Regions from separate parts of the Mus musculus genome. Here region 2 is linked to region 1. A link is a contact called in ENCODE Hi-C or POLR2A ChIA-PET data. All regions are on one chromosome and are shown on one strand. Each heading gives the region's core, a stretch centred on a gene start or an enhancer-like site at or near the end of the contact. The rest is flanking DNA. Distances are from core to core; before and after follow the strand shown. Region 1 holds the start of Zfp114 (zinc finger protein 114). Region 2 holds the start of Zfp111 (zinc finger protein 111).

Region 1 (5,901 bases), core at 2,373-4,872:
GGGGATTTTATGGTTAGTCTGAATGCATTTTGCATTCTGATATGGCTACAAGCCTATGGGGGCCAAGGCGTGTGTGGTGGTTTGAATAGGTATGGCTGCCACAGGCTCGTGTGTTTGAATGCTTGGCACACAGGGAATGCCAAGGCTTGACAGGGATCAGGAGATGTGGCCTTGTTTGAGGAAGTGTGCTTTGAAGTTTCAAATCCTCAAGCCAGAACCAGTGTTGCTCTTCCTGCTGCCTTTAGATCCAAATATAAAACCTCTGCTACCGTTCTATCCCACCATGATAATGAACTAAATCTCAGAAACGTGGTATCAAGCCTCAGTAAAATTCTTTCCTTTTTAAGGAAACACACACACACACACACACACACATGCAAACTCATACTCAAAAAGAAATATTTTTAAAATTTCATTTAAAGCGCAGCATCTATTTGTAAAATGCAGTTGTAAAAAAATGAAGTGGACGCTGGAGAGATGCCTCAGTGATTCAGAGCACTGGCTGCCCTTCCACAGGACCCAGGGTGTGTGTGCAGCACCCACATGCTGGCTCACAACCATCTGTAAGTCCAGGTCCAGGGGATCTAATGCCCTCTTCTGGCCTCTGTGGGCATCATGAGTGAATGTGGCACAGACACACATGCTGACAAAACACTCACGTGCACATAAAATACAAAATAAGTAACCCTAAAAGGGAAGCAGTGGCGTGCAACAGACACACGGGTGTGAACTCTGACATCACCAAGGACACAGGGCCCCGTCCTCACCCACTGCCAGGAGGTTCCTGAAGTTCTCCAGCATCACATCGTGGTACAGCTTCCTCTGAGCAGCGTCCAGCAGCCCCAGCTCCTCCTCGCTGAAGACCACGGCCACGTCCCTGAATGTCACTGCCTCCTGTGACGGCAAGCACATTCCATGTTTCAGAAAAACTGCTATTTTTAATCAATTGTCAAAGTACCCAATATTTTTAAAAGTGTCCAGTTTAGGCCAGAGAATAGAGAACCAGGAATAATTACTGCCTGCCAATTAACTGGGGATATAGTCACTGTTATTAGCAAAACACACATTAACTCCTTGGAGTTGATGGTTCCAGGTAGCTGGAGAGCTTGGCTGAACACCATGTAAAATACCCCTGTGCATTTGTATTCATGTTGCCGTTTCTTGAACCATGGTTCCTGGGTGCTCAGCGGTGTCTAATAAATGTGCTGAGTTTCAGGGTTGCTGGTGTGTCTCCATCAGAGCACATGGCTTTTGCTCTCAGCTTGTCTGTACACATGTCTGTGTGTCTGTCCTTTCTTCGTCTCTTCATCGATTGAGTTGGATCAACCACAGAAGCCGTGCACTTGGTGGCAGCCGTACACTTTCCCTGGTTGTTCAGGAAATGAATGCTCAGGACGTCCCGTGCAGGAAGTGAGGGTGGCTAGAGGTCTGTGTGCATGTGTGTATACATGTGTGCATACATGTCAGTGTACTTAAGTACATGAGGGTGCACATGAATGTACAGGATGAAGGAGAACCCCTGGTGCTGGCAACCTTTCTTTTTGTTGTTTTTGAATCATCAGGGTCTTTCCGCGCCTTAGAACTTGCCAAATAGGCTAGGATGGATGCTAATGAGCACCAGGGAGCTGCCTGTCTCCACAGAGTCCCAGAAACAGGAGACCTGCTTCAGTGAGGTGGAAGAACAAAGCCCAAGTTTGAAAACATGTCTTCTGATGTCTACATACATGCTTTTGCATGTCCACAACCAACATCCTCACACAATAATAATAATACAAAAATTTAAAATGATCAAAATTCATGAACCACACCAATAGGGAGAATTTATATGTATTTGTAAGATAAAATTAGGTGAGCAGTGGAAAACGATGTCACTTTTAAAATGTAGGAAAACTTAAAAGACTTTTTTTAATGTATGTGCATGCCCTGTGTGTACATGTGTGTAGGTGCCCTGAGAGACCAGAAGAGGGCGCTGGACACCCTGGAATTGGAGTTACAGGCAGTTGTAAGTATCAGGTGTGGGTGCTGGGAACTGAGCCAGTGCCCTTAACTACTGAGCCATCTCTCCAGCCCACTTTTTTGAATTCTTTTTAGTCATCCTTTTACACTTTCCTGTGTGCACTGCACTTTGAGCACATGTTCCCACTGTCCTCTTTTTTTGTTTTTGTTTTTGTTTCGAGACAGGGTTTCTCTGTGCAGTCTTGGCTGTCCTGGAACTCACTTTGTAGACCAGGCTGGCCTCGAACTCAGAAATCCTCCTGCCTCTGCCTCCCAAGTGCTGGGATTAAAGGCGTGTGCCAACATGCCAGGCTCCCACCGTCCTCTCTTATCTCTCCTCCTTCCAGTCCTTTCTTCTCAGCAACTTCCCCTCTTCCTTCATGCAGTTCAGAGAGGCTCAGCTGTAGAGCACTTGCCCAGCATGCAGGGATCCTGTTTCCAATCCCTAGCACTGTGGGCATGGGGGAAGCAACCCGACTTACCTGTAACTTGGTCATTGTTCTCTTCTCTTTGAGACAAGGCAGGGCTCTGGGAAGCAAGCTGGGGGAGGAGGGGCTTCATGAGAACACTGCTAGGACAGTTGGGCCACATGGCTTCCTCAGCTTCTCCATCAGTCCTAAGGGCTGTGTGCGCTGGCCAGGCTTTTCTTTCTAGTTTCTACTCATAGGTAGTGCCATGCCTCACCTTGCTCACAGCTGGGGCTTAGAAAAGGCCACATTCTCTATTTCTGGGTGCTGGGCACTATTGCCTTCACAAATCTGGCTGTGTTAGTGGGCTTCCCAGAAAAACAAATCTTTAAGAAGCTCTGAACTCTGACGAATACTGCGTCATGATTGATCACTGCTCTCGGAAGGGTCTGTTAATGTGACAGCTCTTACACACAATTGTTTCCATACATAGGAATGATAGTCCTCCGCTCTGTCTCTCACACTAAAAGGTTTAAATACTAGTAAATTAAATGCTGTTCATCTGCACGAGCCCCCCACAAAGTCTCTGTTTCCATGTGCATGCAAATAATGAGATATAAAAACCCTCTCTAAGGAAAAGGGAGTTTGTCCCTGGGAAATGGCTCATCAGATAATGGTGACTACAGACGAGGGAGACCACCTGAGTTTCAGTCTCTGAACCCCGCATGGTGGAAGGAGAGACCGGACTCCCACAAGGTATTTCCTGATCTCCTTCATACACAAGCTGTGGCACGTCCCACTAAGGAAATAAGTAAGTAAATTAAAAAATGCAAAAAAAAAATCGCATAAAAACCAGTTGCAAACCACTTAAGGCTTCAGGCCACCTCTCATCACAACTCCTCCCCCATGCTCCCTTGGGATGCTAGATTCTTCCCTCGGACTCCTCCTTCCCCTCCGGAAGCAGGGGAAGTAGGACCAGGTAGCACCGCTTGGGGCTGAGCCCAGCAAGAGGGGACTCAGACACTGCCGCCGCCATCGCCATCGGTGCCCCAGTTCTCCCTGTCCGTGGACTTGTTTCTCCAAGGGACACACCGTTAGCACGAGCACACACGAAGGGCCGCAGGACGCTCCAAGTTTTCACATCTCCAGAAGCACTACCAGCCCGCCTCCGCTTGCAGAAGAGTCTGACCGCCTGGAGTGGGAACTACAATTCCCAGAATGCTTCAGTAGAAGCGCCAAACTATAGTGCCCTTCTGTAATGACATTCCCCAGCTCTCTAAAACCATCAATAAGTTCCAAGCTGTTTTAACTACAGTGGGCCCCCGGAAATCTTTTTTTTTTTTTTTTTTTTTTTTTGGTGGAGCGGGAGAGGAGGAGGAAGGGGGAGCTTGCTCTCCTGGGTTGCTTTTCGATTTATTCATTTCTGAAATGCCACTGTCAGGGCCTGTTGTTTGCCGTTGTTTGTAGACTCAAATAGTATGCAAAAGCAAAGAGTGTTTTATTCAGCAGAAGACCAGCGGGGATCCCTCATTCCAAAAAGGAGAGAACCCAAAGTGTGATTGTAAGCCCAATTTGAAGCACATTAGGGGAGTTCCAGGATAGGTGCGCTTTGTCTTACTTCACCTTTAGGTATTCTAGAACCATTACCAGGGCGTGGAGGGCCCGAAACTATTGCTGAGGAATCCTAGGATAAGTGGGCTTTGTCTTACTCTATCTCCACGGAAATTCCAGAACCATTACTGAGACATGGGGCTGGAAACTGTTGCTGACCCATCGTCCTAGATTCAGGCTATGTGGCTGGGCACCTTCTAGTTTCTGACTAGCTGCCTGACTTGTTTGTTTGTTTGTTTGTTTGTTTGTTTGTTTGTTTTTCTAACTTGCATGGGCTTTCCTGAACTTGCCCAGTTCTTAGGCCTAGTCTCTTGAATACTGATTTGAAACCTATCATGGAGCCATCACGAAAGACAAATATGGATATTTTGTTATTGTTGTTTTGATTCCCCTACCCCCACCCCTCCCCGGAGACACAACATCTCTCTGTATGTAGACTTGACTGTTCTGGAACTCCCCACCCCCTCCCGTAAACAATGGTGGCCTCTAAGGCATAGATCAGCCTGCCTCTGCCTCCCTAGTGTTGGGCTGAAAAGTGTGGGCCATCACACACTGCTATTGATACTTTTGAAAAACAATGAAGTCCCATATTATATTTCTATATAAACGTTAAAACTTCAACTGTGAAGCTATAGGAGCCTGATCTGGCAGCAGAGTTAGAGCCCCTTCATAGATTCCCTCTGTAAGGCATTGGGGAAAGGCTCAGTGGTAGAGCCCTGCCTAAAATCTTCTAGTGAGGGGTTGGGATCATAACTTGATGGTAGAACCCCCTGCCTAGAATCCCCCAGTGAAGGGCTGGGGGTGTAGCTCAGTGGTAGAGCCCCTGTCTAGAATCCCCCAGTGAGGAGCTGGGGGCGTGGCTCAGTGGTAGAGCCCCTGCCTAGAATCCCCCAGTGAGGGACTGGGGGTGTGGCTCAGTGGCAGAGCCTCTGCCTAGAATCCCCCAGTGAGGGGCTAGGGGTATGACCTGGTAGTAGAACATGGACGATCTGGGTCACTATTCTATTGCTGTGAAGAAACACCATGACCAAGGCAACTCTGACAAAAGGAAGCATGTAACTTGGGTCTGGCTTATACTTTCAGAGCTTTAGTCCATTATCCTGTCAGGAGCATAACAGCAGGCTGGCAATGGTGCTGAAGAAGTGGCTGAGACTTATATATTGATCCATACGCAGAAGGCAAGAAAAAGAGACATTAGGCCTAAGACCCTATATCCTCATCCGCCAAATCTTTTAAAAGAGTTCCACTCGCAGGTGCCTAAGCATTTAAATATATGAGCTTATGGAGGCTTTCTCACTCAATCCACAACCTGCCTAGAATCCCCCAGTGAGGGGCTGGGGTCATGGCTTGGTGGTAGAGCCCCTGCCTAGAATCCCCCAGTGTGTGTGTGTGTGTGTGTGTGTGTGTGTGTGTGTGTGTGTGTGTGTGTGTGTGTGTCTCAGTGGTAGTACTGACACCTGACATGGCACCCTGTGTTTGTGCCATAATTCTTCCTCATCCAAACACACACCCATTAATTGGGAACAAAGGGTAAGCTAAAGCTGGAAACCTCGAGTTCTCGGTACAATATTTAAGGAACACTGGATTCAACTTGTATCTAATACTGTGTTCCAAACTATTCAACACTAATACAACCTACAGACACGACAAAAACACTCTTTATGGCTTCTAACAATAAAAAAGGATGGCACACCTGACAGTTCACACTGTATGTACTCAAGCAAACTGTCCGAATGCAACAGGCAACTAGACTCCATGCCAGCTAGTCTGGAGGCTCAGAATGGCAGAAACAAGAGATGCTGCCCGTGGCCAGCAAATGTCTTGGCAGGTACAGGCCTGAGGACCTGAGTTCAATCCTTGAAATATACACAGTGGGAGAAGAGAAGTG
Region 2 (5,901 bases), core at 1,351-3,850, 33 kb before region 1:
GTGGTGCAGCAAAAACTCATCACTACACTGGAAACATTTCCAAAAGTAGGAGAAAACTCCCTGTTCTAGATGGGCTCCTGTTACTGTGATAAAACACTGAGCAAAATCAATTTGGAGGAAAAAGGGTTTGTTTGGATTATACCTGCCAATCGCAATCAGTCACTGAGGGAAGCCAGAGGAGGCATTGGAGCTGGAACCACAGAGGAACACTGCCAACAGGCTTGCTGTCCATGGCTTGGTAGGTGTTTGTTTTTTTGTCTTTTCATGTGGGATCTCACTATGTAGCCCTGGCTGTCCTGGAACTCACTATGTGGACCAGGCTGGATTCAAATGTATTGAGATCCTCCTGCCTCCACCTCCTGAGAGATGAGATCAAAGCCACCAGGCCTGGCTACTAAGCTTGCTATTTTATACAACCTCGGAGCACTTGCTCAGGGATAGCAGCATTCACAGCGAGTGGGGCTCTCCTACACCAGCCATTAATAAAGAAAATGCCTCAAAATTGCCTACAGACCAGTCTCATGGAGGCATCTTTGTAGTTGAGGCTTCCTCTTCCCTGTTAGTGTCAAGTTGACAACCAGCCTGTAATTCCAGCCCCACAGGACCTGACACCCTTTTGTGCGCGCTCTCTCTCTCTCTCTCTCCCTCTCCCTCTCCCTCTCCCTCTCCCTCTCCCTCTCCCTCTCTCTCACTCACACACACACACACACACACACACACACACACACACACACGTAAAAATGAATCTGGTTTTTAAAAGAATTGAATGGGTGTGTACCAGTAGATTAAATAGAGTTTATACTCTTCTCTCTGTGGCACACAGTTCTATATATACACCAATAACCTGAGCTACAGTTTACAGCAGATTCCGAGACTCAGGGCTCCTGCAACCACCCATGGTGAATGGACATGTTTTTGTTAAGTTTTAGGGAGGAAGTGGGAATGAGAGTGTGACACTGAGTTGAGCAGTCCTTTGGGCAAGAGGCTTATTAGCATAGTTACTGCAGCACGGTGGGCTCTGAAGTGGATTTTCAGTGAAACGGAGACAAAATAATAATCTTCTTATAATTTGTAGTAGTTTATTTTTATTAATTTACTAACTAATTAACTAATTGTGTGTGTGTGTGTGTGCATCAGTGTGCTACAGCAACTTTGGTGGAGGTCAAAGGAAATTTACAGGGGTCAGTTCCCTCTTTCCACTATGTGTATTTCAAGGACTGAACTCAGGTCCTTGAACTTGGTTGGGCAAATGCCTTTATCTGCCAAGCAGTTTTGCTGGCCATAGGCATTATGTTGTACCTATAACCCTATGGGGACTAGGGAGTGGGGTGTGGTGGTTTGGATAAGAGTAGCCTCTGCCCAAAGTTCAAATATTTGAATGGTTCTTCATAGCCTGGTGTCATGCTTCCTACTGTGATGATAATGCACTAAACAAGCCCCCAAATAAAAGCTCTCTATCTTAAGAGTTGCCTCTCTATATCTTGGTCATGGTGCTTCTTCACAGCAACTTAACAGTGACAAAAATAGTCTGTATTCTACTACCAGGTCATTTTCCCAGCCCCTCTCTAGAAGATTCTAGGCGGGTGTCCCCTCACATCTCACGGGATTCTGTGAAGGGATTCGGACTTTGCTGCTCAGTCAAGCGCCTATAGCTTCACAACTGAAGTTCTAGCTTTTATAATGCAGTATAATATGGATGTTGGTATTCTGTCTGAACTCCACCCCCACAGTTACCTGGCAACAGCCAGGTAGGCCTGGCCCGCTAGAAAAGGGGCTGCTTGCCCCCTCATCCCTCTCTTACTCGCTCTTACTCTCCTACTCTTGCCTCTCTCTCTTGCCTCTTGCCCTCTTGCCCCCCCTCCCTCCCCATTTCCTTCCCTCTGCTCTCTCCGCGTGATCATGGCCAGCCTCTACTTCTCTACTCTCTCCTTCTCTCTGCCTTTCTCTGCCTCTACTACTCTCTTAACTCCCCTCCCCATGCCCTAAATAAACTCTATTCTATGCTATATCGTCATGTCACTGGTCCCTCTGAGGAAAGGGATGCCTTGGCTTGGGCTCGCTGAGGGACCCCCTCCCCCACACCTCACCACACCCCATAGAACACATTTTTTTTTACCTCTATATCTTATTATAATCACAACAGTGGGGCTTCAATGTTTTAAAAAGTATCCACAGCAGGACTTGGTGTCCCATGCCCTTAATACCAGTACTTGGGAGGCAGAGGCAGGGAGGTTTATGAATTCGATGCCACCCTGGATTACAGAGGCAGTTCCAGGACAGCCAGGGCTACACAGAGAATCTCTACCTGGGGTGGGGGTGAGGGGAGAAAAAAAGCGACCACCACCAACAACTTACTACAATTGTCTTTCATGCCATTTTACAAATGAATAACAAACAAACAAAAACAAAAACCAAAAACTCCCAAATCCCGAAAAGCAACTCAGGAGAACAAGTTTCCAAAAAAGCTATATCCAAGGACCTAACTACCTAACAGCTGTTAAAACAGCTAGGCGGTTAACCAAACTTTAGCATTCTGGGAAATGTAGTCCCAAAAGAGCACCAGAGCTAGGTGCTTCCACTGAGGCATTCTGGGAATGGTAATTCCCGCTCCAGAGGCTGCCAAAGTCGCTTCCACTTCCGCAAACCAAGGCGGCCTGGTGGTACTTCTGGTGAAGTGAGATCCTGAAGCTTTTCTGTGGCCCTGTACGCCCTTGCTCCTGGTATGCCTCCTCGGGGACCGAGTCCGCTGCTGGGGAGAAGTGAGAGGCGGAGGGATGGGGTGGGGGGGGGGCACTCCTCTTTCTTGGGCCCTTCCTGAAGTGGCGCTGCTCAGGATTATTGGACCCATCTCAGCTGCTTGTGGAGCCCCAGGGAGAGTCTAGCTTTCCACTGGAGTCTATCAGAGGAACGGTGATGGCAGATAGCAGTGCCCTAAAGCCTTAAGTAGTATGCAACTCTGGTTGTGATGTGGTGATGCGATGCGATGCGATGCGATGCGATGCGATGCGATGCGATATAATATGACTTACTTACTTTGAGAGGTAGGCGTGCCACAGCTTGTATACTGACAAGATCAGAAAGCAACTTTTGGAAGTTCAGTCACTTCTTCCACTGTGTGGGGTCCAGAGACTCAGGGGATCAGTTTCAGCGACAGTGGCCTTTATCTGCTGAGCTTTAGGTTTTTATAGGTCGTTATCTTTATGCACGTGGGAAAAGAGACTTTGTGGAGGCTCTTGCAAATGAGCAATGATTACTAGTAATTAAGCCTTTTACAGCAAGACAGAGGGATAATTTCACTCCCATGTATGCAAACAGTAACATGTAAGATAGCTGTCACAATTGACAGACCCTTCTGAGAGTGGTGGTCAGTCAAGACACAGCATGCATCTTAAACATTTGGTTTTTTTGGAAAACCCATCACCACAGCAGCCTTGTGAAGGTAAGAGTGCCCAGCACCCCTGAGCTTCCAGAAATAGAGAATGTGGTGAGTGAGTCTGGTAACCCGGAGGCTTAGTAGGAAGTAGGCAGAAAAGCCTGGTCAGCGCGCACAGCCCTTGGGGCTGATGGAGAAGCTGAGGAAGCCATGTGGACCAACTGTCCTAGCAGTGTTCTCACGAAGCCCCTCTTCCCCAGCTTGCTTCCCAGAGCCCTGCCTTGTCTCAAAGAGAAGAGAACAATGACCAAGTTACAGGTAAGTCGGGTTGCTTCCCCCATTCCCCGCAGTGCTAGGGATTGGAAACAGGACCCCTGCATGCTGGGCAAGTGCTCTACACAGAGCCTCTCTGAACTGCATGAAGGAAGAGGGGAAGTTGCTGAGAAGGAAGGTCTGGAAGGAGGAGGGATAAGAGGACGGTGGGACATGTGCTCAAAGTGCACTGCACACGAGAAAGTGTACAAGGATAAGTAAAATAAGTTGAACTAGAGAAAGTGGGTTGGAGAGATGGCTCAGTAGTTAAGGGCAGTTTGGTTCCCAGCAGCCACATCTGATAGTTTACAACTGCCTGTAACTCCAACTCCAGGGTGTCCAGTGCCCTTTCCTAACTTCCCAGGGACCTGCACACATATATACACACAGACACACATACATTTAAAAAACTGTTAAGTTCACTTATATTTTAAAGGTGACATCATTTTCCAAAGTTTGCCTAATTTTATTCTGCAAATAAATACAAGTCTTCCCTATTCATGTGATTTATGAATTTTTTCACTTTAAAATTTTGCATCATGATGATGATGAAATAAAGGAATTGTAACCATGCTAAGGTCATCTTTTGGAAGTTGGGCTTTCTTCTTCCACCTTGCTGAAACAGAGTCTCCTGTTTCTGGGACTCTGTGGAGACAGGTCCTGGTGCTCATTGGCAGCCATCCTACCTTTTTTTTGGCAAGTTCTAAGCCACAGAAAGACCCTGACTCTAAAACAACAGCAACAAAAAAGGTGGATAGTACCTGAGGAAGAGCACCAGAGATTGTCCTCCAACCTCTACATGCTGTGCATAAATATACGTGCATGCGTGCAGACATGTGGGCACACACGCACAGACTTCTGCTCGCCCTCACTTCCTGCACGGGGTGTCCTGAGGATTCATTTCCTGAGCAACCAGGGAGAGTGTACGGCTGCCATGGTGATGAAGAAAGGACAAACACACAGACACGTGTACAGACAAGCTGGGATCGAATGAGCTGTGTGCTATGATGGAGACACACCAGCAGCCCTGAAACTCAGCGCATATATTAGACACCGCTGAGCACCCAGGAGCCATGATTCAGGAAACTGCAGCATGAATACAAATGCACGGGTATTTTACATGGAGTTCAGCCAAGCTCCCCAGCTACACAGTACCCTCAGCTCCAGGGACTAGACGCTTGTTTTGCTAGCAACAGTGGTGATTTTCACACGTAATTTGTAGTCACCAGGTATCCCTGATTCTCTGTATTCTGGCCTAAACTGGGCACTTAAAAATTTGGGGGTACTTTGGTAACTGATTAAAAATGGCAGTTTTCTGAACTTTCCTTAATGAGATTGTTTTGCATTTATTGTAAGTATATGTATGGTGAAATTACACACATGCTCGCGTGTGCGCTCACGCTCTCTCTCTCTCTCTCTCTCTCTCTCTCTCTCTCTCTCTCTCTCTCTCACACACACACACACACACACACACACACACACACACACACAGTGTAGCCTTTATGGAACACTGTGTGGCCATGATTGGCTTAATACAGACAATAATGATAGTATTGTTGGGGACATATTGGCTGCTTAATGCATATCACACTGTGTTCTAGGTCCTTTCTGTGGTCTCATTCAATCCCTTCAGGCACGTTGATATGGAGGGACTGTTATGCAGATGGTAGTTGCACAAGCAAATCAGGCTGGAGCCTTAAAGTGTGAACCAAGGTCCTCAAGCTTTACAGAGCCAGTGCTCACAAACTTGTCCCCAAATGCAACTACTGTTGGCAGGGATGTGTTCCTGAGAGCACGGAATGAGCTGCATGGCTCTTCCAGAAGGTTTCGGAAGGCTGGCATCTTACTTAGGGTTTCTTTTTTCTCTCCCCTGATCCCCCTCAAGATAGTTTGTGTAGCCTAAGCTGCCCTAGAACTCACTCTGTAAACCAGGCTGGCCTGGAACTTGGAAATCCTCCAGCCTCTGTCTGCTGAATGCTGGGATTAAAGCCATGGCCCAGCCACAGTCTGCCTTCGTTTCTCTATTGATGCAACAAAACACCTTGACCAAAAAGCAAGTTGGGAAGGAAAGGGTTTATTTACCTTACACTTCTCTATTGCTGTTCATCATTGAAGGAAGTCTGGACAGGAATTCAAACGGAGCAGAAACCTGGAGGCAGGAGCTGATGCAGGGGCCATGGAGGAGAGCCGCTTACTGGCTTGTTCCCTATGGCTTG

What was found. Hi-C counts contacts between places; a loop is a spot of excess contacts on that map. ChIA-PET counts read pairs that join two places held with the same protein, here RNA polymerase II (POLR2A).
Region 2: a map of left cerebral cortex shows a loop between it and region 1 (5-fold over the local background). The contact joins the promoter of Zfp111 here to the promoter of Zfp114 in region 1. A Hi-C loop is called at or near these places in 1 of 37 maps with a recorded cell type or tissue (left cerebral cortex). POLR2A ChIA-PET finds 5 or more read pairs at or near these places in 1 of 5 experiments (embryonic stem cell).

The regions. Positions count from the first base shown.
Region 1 is chr7:24,172,743-24,178,643 of GRCm38, reverse strand. It overlaps Zfp114 (zinc finger protein 114), which reads right to left and starts at 3,622. Exons shown (of 4, transcript NM_001029933.3): 1 at 3,495-3,622; 2 at 2,478-2,535; 3 at 768-894. The coding sequence starts at 2,492.
Region 2 is chr7:24,204,848-24,210,748 of GRCm38, reverse strand. Zfp111 (zinc finger protein 111) reads left to right here and starts at 2,600. Exons shown (of 4, transcript NM_019940.2): 1 at 2,600-2,720; 2 at 3,634-3,691. The coding sequence starts at 3,677.